2 separate regions of the Homo sapiens genome follow, and region 1 is linked to region 2. Evidence: chromatin loops called from intact Hi-C (ENCODE). Cell type or tissue: chondrocyte. All regions are shown on one strand. Links, peaks and the distances in the headings refer to the core of each region. The heading gives the core; the rest is flanking DNA.

Region 1 (5,382 bases), core at 209-5,208, 77 kb before region 2:
TTCAGCCTTCTAATTACACCACTTATATTCATTAAAAATAATGTATCTAATAATCTACATTGTTAACAGTAATGTATTCCCAAAGAAAAATGTCAGTCATTATTAAAAAACCCAACTTGGATTATATATCACTGTTTTAGTGAAATAAAGTTTTTCTTTATTAATAGATAATAATCAATGAATAATAAACAAGAAATCATGCAGCTATAAAAAGCAAAAATCTGCTAATACAAAGAATAATTAATCACAATGAACATCTCCGTATAAAATTCTAAATCACAAAAAATACTTTCTAATTTAGCCACCCATCAGCCTAAATATAAGGGTGCTTCTCCACAAACCAGAATCCAAAAAATCTTAGGTAATTACTTTTTCTACTGCTTCTACTTGAGGTAGGAGGTAGACAAGAAGGAAGCCAGAGCATGATTTCTACTCTGATCACATACTCTTTTTTGACTCTCCATGTCTAGTCCAATACACATAGTCTAGTGTATAGTAACCATTACAAGTATACCAAAATATAAATGGCTTCAAGGTACATATAACCTAAGGTTAAAACAAATTATAAATCATATTATGATAATTAACATGGCACAAAGTATTTACTGTTAATAATTCACTTAGCATAATAGGCATGTTTAGCCTAAGTAACTGATGTCACAATGCTTCTATCTAGGAGGAATTCTTTTTATATTAGCTCTCAAGAGAGATAAGATCCTTTCCACGTGGTTTGGGCTTGCCCCTTTGACTGAGAGCATGCCATTTTTTACTAGAGGTTGATGTATGACTCAACTCAGAGTCGAGTATGAAAAGTGGGGATAATAGCACCTGCCTGTACCCTGGTACAGATCATATGATGTTGACTTATTTACTTGTGGAGTCAGGGTCTCTCTCTGTTGCCCAGGCTGGAGTGCAGTGGCACGATCATGGCTCACTGCAGCCTTGAACTCCTGGGTGTGGTGGTGCGCACCTGTAGTCCCAGCTACTCGGGAGGCTGAGGCAGGAGAATCGCTTGAACTCAGGAGGCAGAGGTTGCAGTGAGCCAAGATCACGCCACTGCACTCCAGCCTGGTGACAAAGCAAGACTCCATCTCAGGAAAACAAAACAAAACAAAATTAAATTAAGAAGTTCTAGTATCTAAATGAGCAAAATCACCAGGCACAGTGGGTCACACTTGTAATCCCAGCACTTTGGGATGCCGAGGTGGGTGGACCATCTGAAGTTAGGAGTTTGAGACCAGCCTGCAGTGAGCCAAGATTGCACCACTGCACTCCAGCCTAGGAGACAGAGTGATACTCCATTTCAAAAAAAGAATTAGCCAAGGGTGGTAGCATGCACCTGTAGTCAGTCCTAGCTACTGGGGAGGCTGACGGGGAAGGATTCCTTGAGCCATGATTGCGCCACCTCACTCCAGCCAGGGCAATAGAGCAAGGCCCTGTCTCAAGAAAAACACACACACACATACACACAAACAAAACACATAACAGGACAGAACAGCATCATTTCCTTATCATTAGTATGAAGAAGTGAATTGCCTGTAAAAGTTTCCATTTTCAAAAAAAGCATTAAAATATAGCATAAGGCCAGGCACGATGGCTCGTTCCTGTAATCCCAGCACTTTGGGAGGCTGAAATGGATTGCCTGAGCCCAGGAGGTGGAGGCTGCAGCGAGGATTGAGGCTCAAGAGATCCTCCCGCCTCAGTCCCGCAAGCAGCAGGGACTACAAGCGCTTGCCACCATGCCCAGCTAATTGTTTGTATTTTTGTAGAGACAGGGTTTCACCATGTTGCCCAAGCTAGTCTGGAACTCCTGAGCTCAAGCGATCCGCCGGCCTCGGCCCCTCAAAGTGCTGGGATTACAGGCGTGAGTCACCAGTCCTGGCCCAATTACTTTCTTCAATCTGAGCATGAGCGCTGGAAGAAAAGCTCTCACATATAATTTTTTAGAGACAGAGTCTCCCTCTGTCACACAGACTGGAGTGCAATGGCACAATTTCGGCTCACTGTAACCTCAACCTCCCGTGCTTGATCGCTTATATAATCTCTGCTCACTGTAATCTCAACCTCCCGGGCTGGATTCCATATATATAAATACATACATATATTTGTTTGTTTAGACGTTATCTCAGTCTGTCCAACAGGCTGGAGTGCAGTGGCGCGATCTCGGCCCACTGCAACCTCCGCCTCCCGGGTTCAAACAATTCTCTGCCTCAGCCTCCCGAGTAGCTGGGATTACAGGCGCCCGCCACCACGCCCGGCTAATTTTTGTGTTTTTAGTAGAGACGGGGTTTCACCATGCTGGCCAGGCTGGTCTTGAACTCCTGACCTCGTGATCCACCCGCCTCGGCCTACCAAAGCGCTGGGATTACAGGCGTGGGCCACCGCTCCCGGCCGATTGCTTATATTTTTAAAAAGATGTTTTCTTCGTTTCCTAGCCCCTTCTAACCCGCTACAAAGTTTCAAAGGCTTAATGCTATCGCAAAGGGCCTTCAGAGGTCAAGCTCGGGGGTGCAGCTCCCTAATGAGAGGCAGCCTGAGAGGGGACCGACCCCGCCCAGGATGAGTGGCGCCAGGTAGCGGGGGGACGCTCCCGGGGGTCCCCGGGCCCTGGCTGGGGGAGGTGTTGTGGGGCGCACGTACCCAAGCTCAGGTGGGACGACTGCGCGGCCGCGGCTGCAGCTGGCGCTGGCCATTGAGGGGCTTCTGCGCCACCGTGCGATGGTGCCCGCCAGGTGCCTGCCGGTTGGTGCGCAGCGCCTGTTCGCGCAGAGTCTGGCCTTTGCTGCGCCCGGCCAAGTCGTAAATCTCCTCCTCGTAGCTTACAGGCGACGGCGGCCAGGCCGAAGCCTCTGGACACAGAAGCGCTAGTTCAGCGGCGGGTTACAGCCCGCCCGGCCGCCTGCGGCCAGTCATCCGCACATGCGCCCTCCTGGAAGCCCCAGCAGCCCCTCCGCGAGTTCCGATTGGCTCCGCGTGAGAGACGTTCCTCGGCGACGCCATAGAGGTGGGCCTTCGGCGACGTCACAGGCGAGGGCGTTCGGCGACGTTACTGGGGCTGCACGGTGCTTGTAGCTGGGCAGTCTTATCATCAGAGTGGAGCCTGGTAACCACGACCTCCCCGCCAGGTCCTGTGTGTTGCTAGCTGGAGAAGGGTAGTTGAAAACTCAGACCAAGCACAGTGTTTATATCGGTCAAAACTGGAAAACTATGTCCGGGCGCAGCCGAGGCTGGAGGATCCCTTCAGGCCAAGAGCAACCTAGCAATATGGCGCGACCGGATCTCTGTAGTCCTACCTCAACCCCCAGCTACTTGAACCCCAAGGTTGAAGGCTCCAGTGAGCTATGATCCCACCACAGCATTGCAGCCTGCCAGACTGAGGTAAACCCTGTCTAAAATAATAATAATAAAAAAAAACTATCCAAGTGTGCAAGGGGAGGGACTGCTTAAAAAAAACATGAGGCTGGCTGGGCCCTGTAATCCCAGCGTTTTGGGAGGCCGAGGCGGGAGGATGGATGGCTTGGGCTCAGGAGTTTGAGACCAGCCTGGGCAACATGATGAAACCCGGTCTCTACAAAAGGTACAAAAATTAGCCAGGCGCGGTGCGCACCTGGCCAAATTTTTGTACCTTTTGTAGAGATGGGGGTCTCGCTATGTTGCCCAGGCCGGTTTCGAACAACTGGGTTTAAGCGATCTTCTCACCTTGGCCATCAGAGTTGTCGGGATTACAGGCGTGAGGGACCGCGCCCTGCTTGGATTAGGCTATTTAATAACATAAAGTGCTCATCCAGGCTTGCTGGCTGACACCTGTAATCCCAGCACTTTGGGAGGCCGAGGCGGGTGGATCACCTGAGGTCAGGAGTTCGAGACTAGCCTGGCCATGGTGAAACCCAGTCTCTACAAAAAATACAAAAATTAGCCGTATGTGGTGGTGCATGCCTGAAGTCCCAGCTCCTCGGGAGGCTGATACAGGAGAATCGCTTGAACCCAGGAGGCAGAGGTTGCAGTGAGCCGAGATCGCACCACTGCACCCCAGCCTGGGCGACACAGTGAGACTCCAGTTTGACACCAACCTGGGCAATGTAGTGAAACCCTATCTCTATAAAACAAACAAAAAACCGAGGTGTAAATGTGTCCACCTGTGGCCCTAGCTACTTAAGAGGCTGAGGCAGGAGGATCACTTGAGGCCAGGAGCTCAAGGCTGCAGTGAGCTATGATCATCCCACTGCTCTCCATCCTGAGCAATAGAATGAAAGCCTGTCTCTAGATAGTTAGCTAGCTAGCTAGATAATTGACACGTAGTTTTCTTTCTTTCTTTCTTTCTTTTTTTGAGACAGAGTCTTGTTCTGTCACGTAGGCCGGGGTGCAGTGGTGTGATCTTGGCTCACTGCAACCTCTGCCTCCTGGGTTCAAGCGATTCTCCTGCCTCAGCCTCCTGAGTAGCTGGGAATTATAGGCACACACCACCACGTCTGGCTAACTTTTTGTATCTTTAGTAGAGATGGGGTTTCACCATGTTGGTCAGGCTGATCTTGAGCTCCTGACCTCGTGATATGCCCGCCTCAGCCTCCCAAAGTGCTGGGATTACAGGCATGAGCCACCTCGCCCAGCCGATATGTAGTTTTCTATGAGAAATTTTTTTCCTAGATTTGAACATGTTTTTCTAAAGTAGCATTCAACACATCAGCATTTTACAGTGTTATTAGTTGTAATATGATTATGTTTTTCTGAAATACAGTATCCTTTACAAAAGCAGTTTTGTCTTTCAAAGCACATAGGTCCTCAAGTGAATTTGTCTGATGTTGACGACCTTGGTACCATTTTGTCCACTTGATTGGAATAGTTAGTAATTTCAGGTCACTATTGGCCTTAGAGGAAGAGCCCAAAGGCAACAAACAAGGGCACTGGTGTCCAGTTGCCTTCTAGAAGCATTTTCACCTTTCCTTAAGGTTTCCCTTGATGAACATAGAAGTACTGCATGTAGAATTGACCCAGTGCTGCCCTGGAAACTGTATATTAGGCCAAATTTACATTTCTTACCTTTATGAGAGGCACCCTGGTAGGCTAGTGGAGTTACACATGAAGTATGATCTCAGCTGCACTGTCCAGAAATGCAACATGGTCCAATCAAATAGCATTCTTCTAACCGGTTTCTTAGCTATAAAATAAGAATAACAAATATACTCATCTAAAAAGACAGCTTATTGTATCTGAGTGGTCTTTTATTTTCTATGAAACTTTAACACAGTATTTTCATTGCCATACCACATTTGTTTTTTGTTTTATTTATTTTTATTTATTTATTTTTTTGAGATGGAATCTGTTTTTGTTTTTGTTTTTGCGATGGAGTCTCACTGTTGTCACCCAGGCTGCATTGCAGTGGCA
Region 2 (5,382 bases), core at 89-5,088:
TTTTGATTCAGCAGTTTGGAAACACTGTTTTTACAGAATCTGCAAAGACACATTTGGGAGCTCATTGAGGCCAAAGGTGAAAACGTGTGTATTTCCAGATAACAACTCAAAGGAAGCTATCTGAGAAACTGCTTTGTGATGTGTGCATTGACCTCAGGGAGTTAAAACTTTATTTTGATTCAGCACTTTGAAAACACTTTGCAGTGAGCTGAGATTGTTCCATTGCCCTCCATCCTGGGTGACAGAGTGAGACACCATCTCAAAAAAAAAAAAGAAAAAAAAACCAGTTTTTGTGGAATCTGTGTAAGGACATTATGGAATGCATTGAGCCCTATGGTGAAAAAGCAAATATGTTCAGATAAAAACTTGAAAGAAGTTATCTGAGAAGCTGCTTTGTGATGTGTACATTCATCTCAAAGAGTTAAAACTTTCTTTTGATTAGGCAGTTTGGAAACCCTGTTTTTGTAAAATCTGCAAAAGGACATTTCAGAGCACATTGAGGCCTATGGTGAAAAGGCAAATATCTTGAGATAAAAACTTGAAATAAGCTATCTGAGAAACTGCTTTGTGATGTATGCACTCATCTCACAGAGTTCAACCTTTCTTTTGATTCAGCAGTTTGGAAACACCGTTTTTATACAATCTGCAAAGGGACATTGGGAGCTCATTGAAGCCCATGGTAAAGAAGTGAATATACTTGGACAAAAACTACAAAGAACCTCTCTGTGAAACTACTTTATAATGTTCAGATTCATGTCACAGAGTTAAACCTATCTTTTGATTCAGGAGTTTGAAAACACTGTATTTATAGAATCTTCAAAAAGACATTTGGGAGTGCGTTGAGACCTATCATGAAAAAGCAAACATCCTAAGATAAAAACTTGAAACAATCCATCTGAGAAGCTCCTTTGTGATGTGTGCATTCATCTTATAAAGTTAAACCTTTCTTTTTCATTCAGCAGTTTGGAAACACTGTTTTTGTAATATCTGCAGAAGCACATTTGGGAGCACATTGAGGCCTATTGTGAAAAACCAAATATTCCCAGATGAAAACTAGAAAGAAGCCATCTGAGAAACTGCTTTGTGATGTGTGGATTCATCTCACAGAGTTAAATGTTTCTTTTCATTCAGCAGTTTGGAAACAATGGTTTTGTAGAATCTGCAAAACGAAATTTGGGAGCAAATTGAGGCCTATGGTGAAAAAGCAAATATCTTCATATAAAAACTTGAAAGAAGCTATCTGAAAAACTGCTTTGTGATGTGAGCATTCAACTCACAGAGTTAAACCTTTCTTTTGATCCAGTAGTTTGTAAACTGTTTTTGCAGAATCTGTGAAGGGATATTTGGGAGATCATTGAGGACAATTGTGATAAAGTGAATATTTCCAGATAAAACCTAGAAAGAAGCTATCTGAGAAACTGCTTTGTGATGTGTGGATTCATCTCAAAGAGTTAAACCTTTCTTTTGATTCAGCAGTTTGGAAACACTGTTTTTGTAGAATCTGTGAATGAACATTTGGGAGTCAATTGAGGCCTACGGTGAAAAAGAAAATATCCCCAGACAAAAAAGAGAAACAAGCTATCCTTGGAAGTGCTTTGTTATGTGCACATTCATCTCACAGAGTTAAACCATTCTTTTGATTCAGCAATTTGGAAACGCTGTTTTTGTACAATCTTAGAAAGGAAATTTGGGAGCACATTGAGGACTATGGTGAAAAAGGGATTATTTCCATATAAAAACTAGAAAGAAGCTATTTGTGAAACTACTCTGTGATGCGTGTATTCATCTCATAGAGATAAAATTTTCTTTTAGTTCAGCAGTTTGGAAACATTGTTTTTGCAGAATCTGTGAAGGGATATTTGGGAGCTCATTGAGGCCAGTGGTGAAAAGTGAATATTTCCTTATAAAAACAAGAAAGAAGATATCTGAGAAACTGCTTTGTGATATGAGCATTCATCTCACAGAGTTAAACCTTGGTTTGCATTCAGGGCTTTGGAAACATGGTTTTTGTGGGATCAGCTTAAGGACATTAGGGAGCACACTGAGGCCTATGGTAAAAAAGAAAATATCTTCAGATAAAACTTTAAAGAAGCTATCTGAGAAACTGCTTTGTGATGCATGCATTCATCTCACAGAAATAAGCTTTTCTTTTGATTCAGCAGTTTGGGAACACTGTTTTTGTAGAATCTGTGTAAGGACATTAGGGAGTACATTGAGGCCTATGGTGAAAAAGCAAATATCTTCAGAAAAAAACTAGGAAGAACCTATCTGAGAAACTTCTTCATGATATGCGCATGCATCTCACAGAGTTAAACTTTTCTTTTGATTCAGCAGTTTGGAAACACTGTTTTTGTAGAATCTGCAAAAGAAAAATTTTGTAGCTCATTGAGGTCTATGGTGAAAAAGCAAATATCTTCTGATAAAGAGTGGAAAGAAGATATCTGAGAAACTGCTTGGTGATATATGCACTCATCTCAAAGAGTTAAACCTTTCCTTTGATTCAGCAGTTTGGAATCAAAATCAAATCAGTTCGTAAAAGGATGTTTGGGAGCGCATTGAGGCCTATGGTGAAAAAGTGAATATCCCCAGATAAAAACTAGAAAGAAGTTATCTGTGGAAGTGCTCTCTGATTTGTGCATTGATCAAACAGAATTAAAACTTTCTTTTTATTCAGCAGTTTGGAAAAACTTCTTGTACAATCATAGAAAGGACACTTAGGAGCACATTGAGGCATATACTGAAAAAGTGAATATTTCCATATGTAAACTAGAAAGAAGCTCTTTGAGAAACTGCATTGTGATGTGCACATTCATCTCATAAAATTAAATTTTTGTTTTGATTCATCACTTTGACAGCACCATTTTTGTAAAATCTGCATAAGGACATTTTTAAGGGTTGAGTCCTCATGTGAAAAAGGAAATCTTTAATAATAACTTGAAAGAACCTATCTGAGAGACTGCTTTGTTATGGGTTGATTAATCTTACAGAGTTAAACCTTTCTTTTGATACAGTAGTTTGAAAACACTCTTTTTGTAGAATCTGTGAAAGGATATTTGGGAGTGCATTAAGGCCTATGGTTAAAAAGCAAATATTTCCATATAAAAACTAGAAAGAAGCTATATGTGAAACTGCTTTGTGATGTGTGTATTAATCTTACAGAGGTACACTTTTCTTTTGATTTGACAGTTTAGAAACACTGTTTTTGTAGAATGTGTGAATTGACATTTGCTAACTCATTGAGGCCAATGGTGAAAAAGGGAATATTTCCAGATCAAAATTAGAAAGAAGCTGTCTGTGAAAGCCCTTTGTGATGTGAGCTTTCATCTCACAACGTTAAACCTTTCTTTTGATTCAGCAGTCTGGGAACGCTACTTTTGTAGAATCTGCGTTAAGGACATTAGGGAGCACATTAAGGCCTAACATAGAAAACTGAATATCTTCAGGCAAAAACTTGAAAGAAGCTATATGAAAAAGTGCTTTGTGATGTCTACATTCATCTCACCAAGTTAAACCTTTCTTTTCATTCATCAGTTTAGGCAACTCTGTTTTTGTAAAATCTGCAAATTACATTTGGGGGTGCATTGAGGCCTATGGTGAAAAACCAAATATCTTCAGATAAATACTAGAAAGAAGATATCTGAGAAACTGCTTTGTGATGTGTGGATTCATCTCACAGAGTTAAACCTTTCTTTTGTTTCAGCAGTTTGGAAACACTCTTTTTGTAGAATCTGTGAAAGGACGTTTAGGAGTGCACTGAGGCCTATGGTGAAAAAGCAAATATCTTCAGATAAAAACTTGAAAGAAGCTATCTGAGAAACTGCTTTGTGAAGTGTGCATTCATCTCAAAGAGTTAAACCTTTCTTTTGATTCATCAGTTTGGAAACCCTGTTTTTGTAAAATCTATGAAAGAACATTTGGGAGTGCTTTGAGGCCTTGGGCAAAAAAGCAAAAATTTCCAGATAAAAACAATAAAGAAGCTGAGAAACTGCTTTATGATGTGTGGATTCATGTCACAGAGTTAAACCTCTTTTTATTCAGCAGTTTGGAAACACTGATTTTGTGGAATCTGCAAAAGGACGTTTAGGAGCGCCTTAAGGCCTATGGTGAAAAAGTGAATATTTCCATATAAAAATGAGAAAGAGGTTATTTGTGAAACTGCTTTGTGATGTGTGCATTCATATCACAGAGGTAAAACTTTCTTTTGACTCAGCAGTTTGGAAACACTGTTTTTGTACGATCCTAGAAAGGACATTTGGGAACACATTGAAGCCTATGGTGAAAAAGAGAATATCCCTAGATGAAAACAAGAAATAAGATATCTGAGAAACTGCCTTGAGATGTGTGGATTAATCTCACAGAGTTAAACCTTACTTTTGATTCAGCAGTGGAACCACAGTTTTTGTACAATCCTAGAAAGGACATTTGGGAGCACATTGAGGACTATGGTGAAAAAGCAAATATCCACAGATGAAAACCAGAAAGAAGCTATTGGAGAAAATGTTGTGTGATGCGTGCATTAATCTCACAGATTTAAACCTTTCTTTTGATTCAGCAGTTTGGAAACAGTGTTTTTGTAGAATCTGTGAATTGACATTTGGGAGCTCATTGTGACCAATGACGTAAAAGCAAATATTTCCAGACGAATCTAGAAAGAAGCTATCTTAGAAACAGCTTTGTGATGTGTGCATTCATCTCATGGAAGTAAAATTTTGTTTTGATTCAGCACTTTGGAAACACTGCTTTTGTAGAATCTGTGAAAGTACATTATGGAGCTCATTGAGGCCTTGATGAAAAAGCAAATATCTTCAGATAAAAGCTTGAAAAATGGTATCTGAGAGGCTGCTCTGTGATGTATGCATTCATCTCACAGAGTTAAACCTTTCTTTTGATTCAACAGTTTGGAAACACTGTTTTGGTAGAATCTGTGAAAGGATATTTTGGATTGCATTGAGGCCTAGGGTGGAAAAGTAAATATTTCCAGAAAAAAAGCTTGAAAGAAGCTATCTGTGAAACTGCTTTGTGTAGTGTGCATTTATCTCGCAGAGGTAAATATTTCCTTTGACTCAGAAGTTTGGAAACACAGTTTTTGTAGAATGCTAGAAAGGACATTTGGGAGTACATTGAGGCCTATAATGAAAAAGCAATTATTCCAAGATGAAAATTAGAAAGAACCTATCTGAGAAACTGCTTTGTGATATGTGGATTCTCCTCACACAGTTAAACGTTTCTTTTGATTCAGCAGTTTGGAAACACATTTTTATATAATATGTGAAAAGACATTTGGGAGTGCATTGAGGCGTATGGTGAAAAAGCAAATATCTTCAAATAAAAACTTGAATGAAGGTATCTGAGAAACTGCTTTGTGATGTGTTCATTCATCTC

Evidence for each region. Peaks named below come from ENCODE experiments on the same cell type or tissue, not always from the same donor. Only the 100,000 strongest peaks of a DNase experiment are listed, where the experiment ranks them.
Region 1: a loop joins it to region 2, with 6 times the contacts of the local background. A loop is called at or near these places in 1 of 110 quality-filtered maps.

Annotation. Positions count from the first base shown.
Region 1 is chr11:50,295,540-50,300,921 of GRCh38, forward strand. It overlaps LINC02750 (long intergenic non-protein coding RNA 2750), which reads left to right and starts at 3,024. Exons shown (of 10, transcript NR_183624.1): 1 at 3,024-3,378. It also overlaps the pseudogene SEPTIN7P11. In chondrocyte, for the core only: no CTCF peak of the experiment used is centred there; DNase peaks (open chromatin) are centred at 2,672 and 2,962.
Region 2 is chr11:50,372,818-50,378,199 of GRCh38, forward strand. No RefSeq gene overlaps it. Among named protein-coding and RNA genes, the nearest start is that of LINC02750, 77 kb to the left of the region's middle. In chondrocyte, for the core only: no CTCF peak of the experiment used is centred there; no DNase peak of the experiment used is centred there.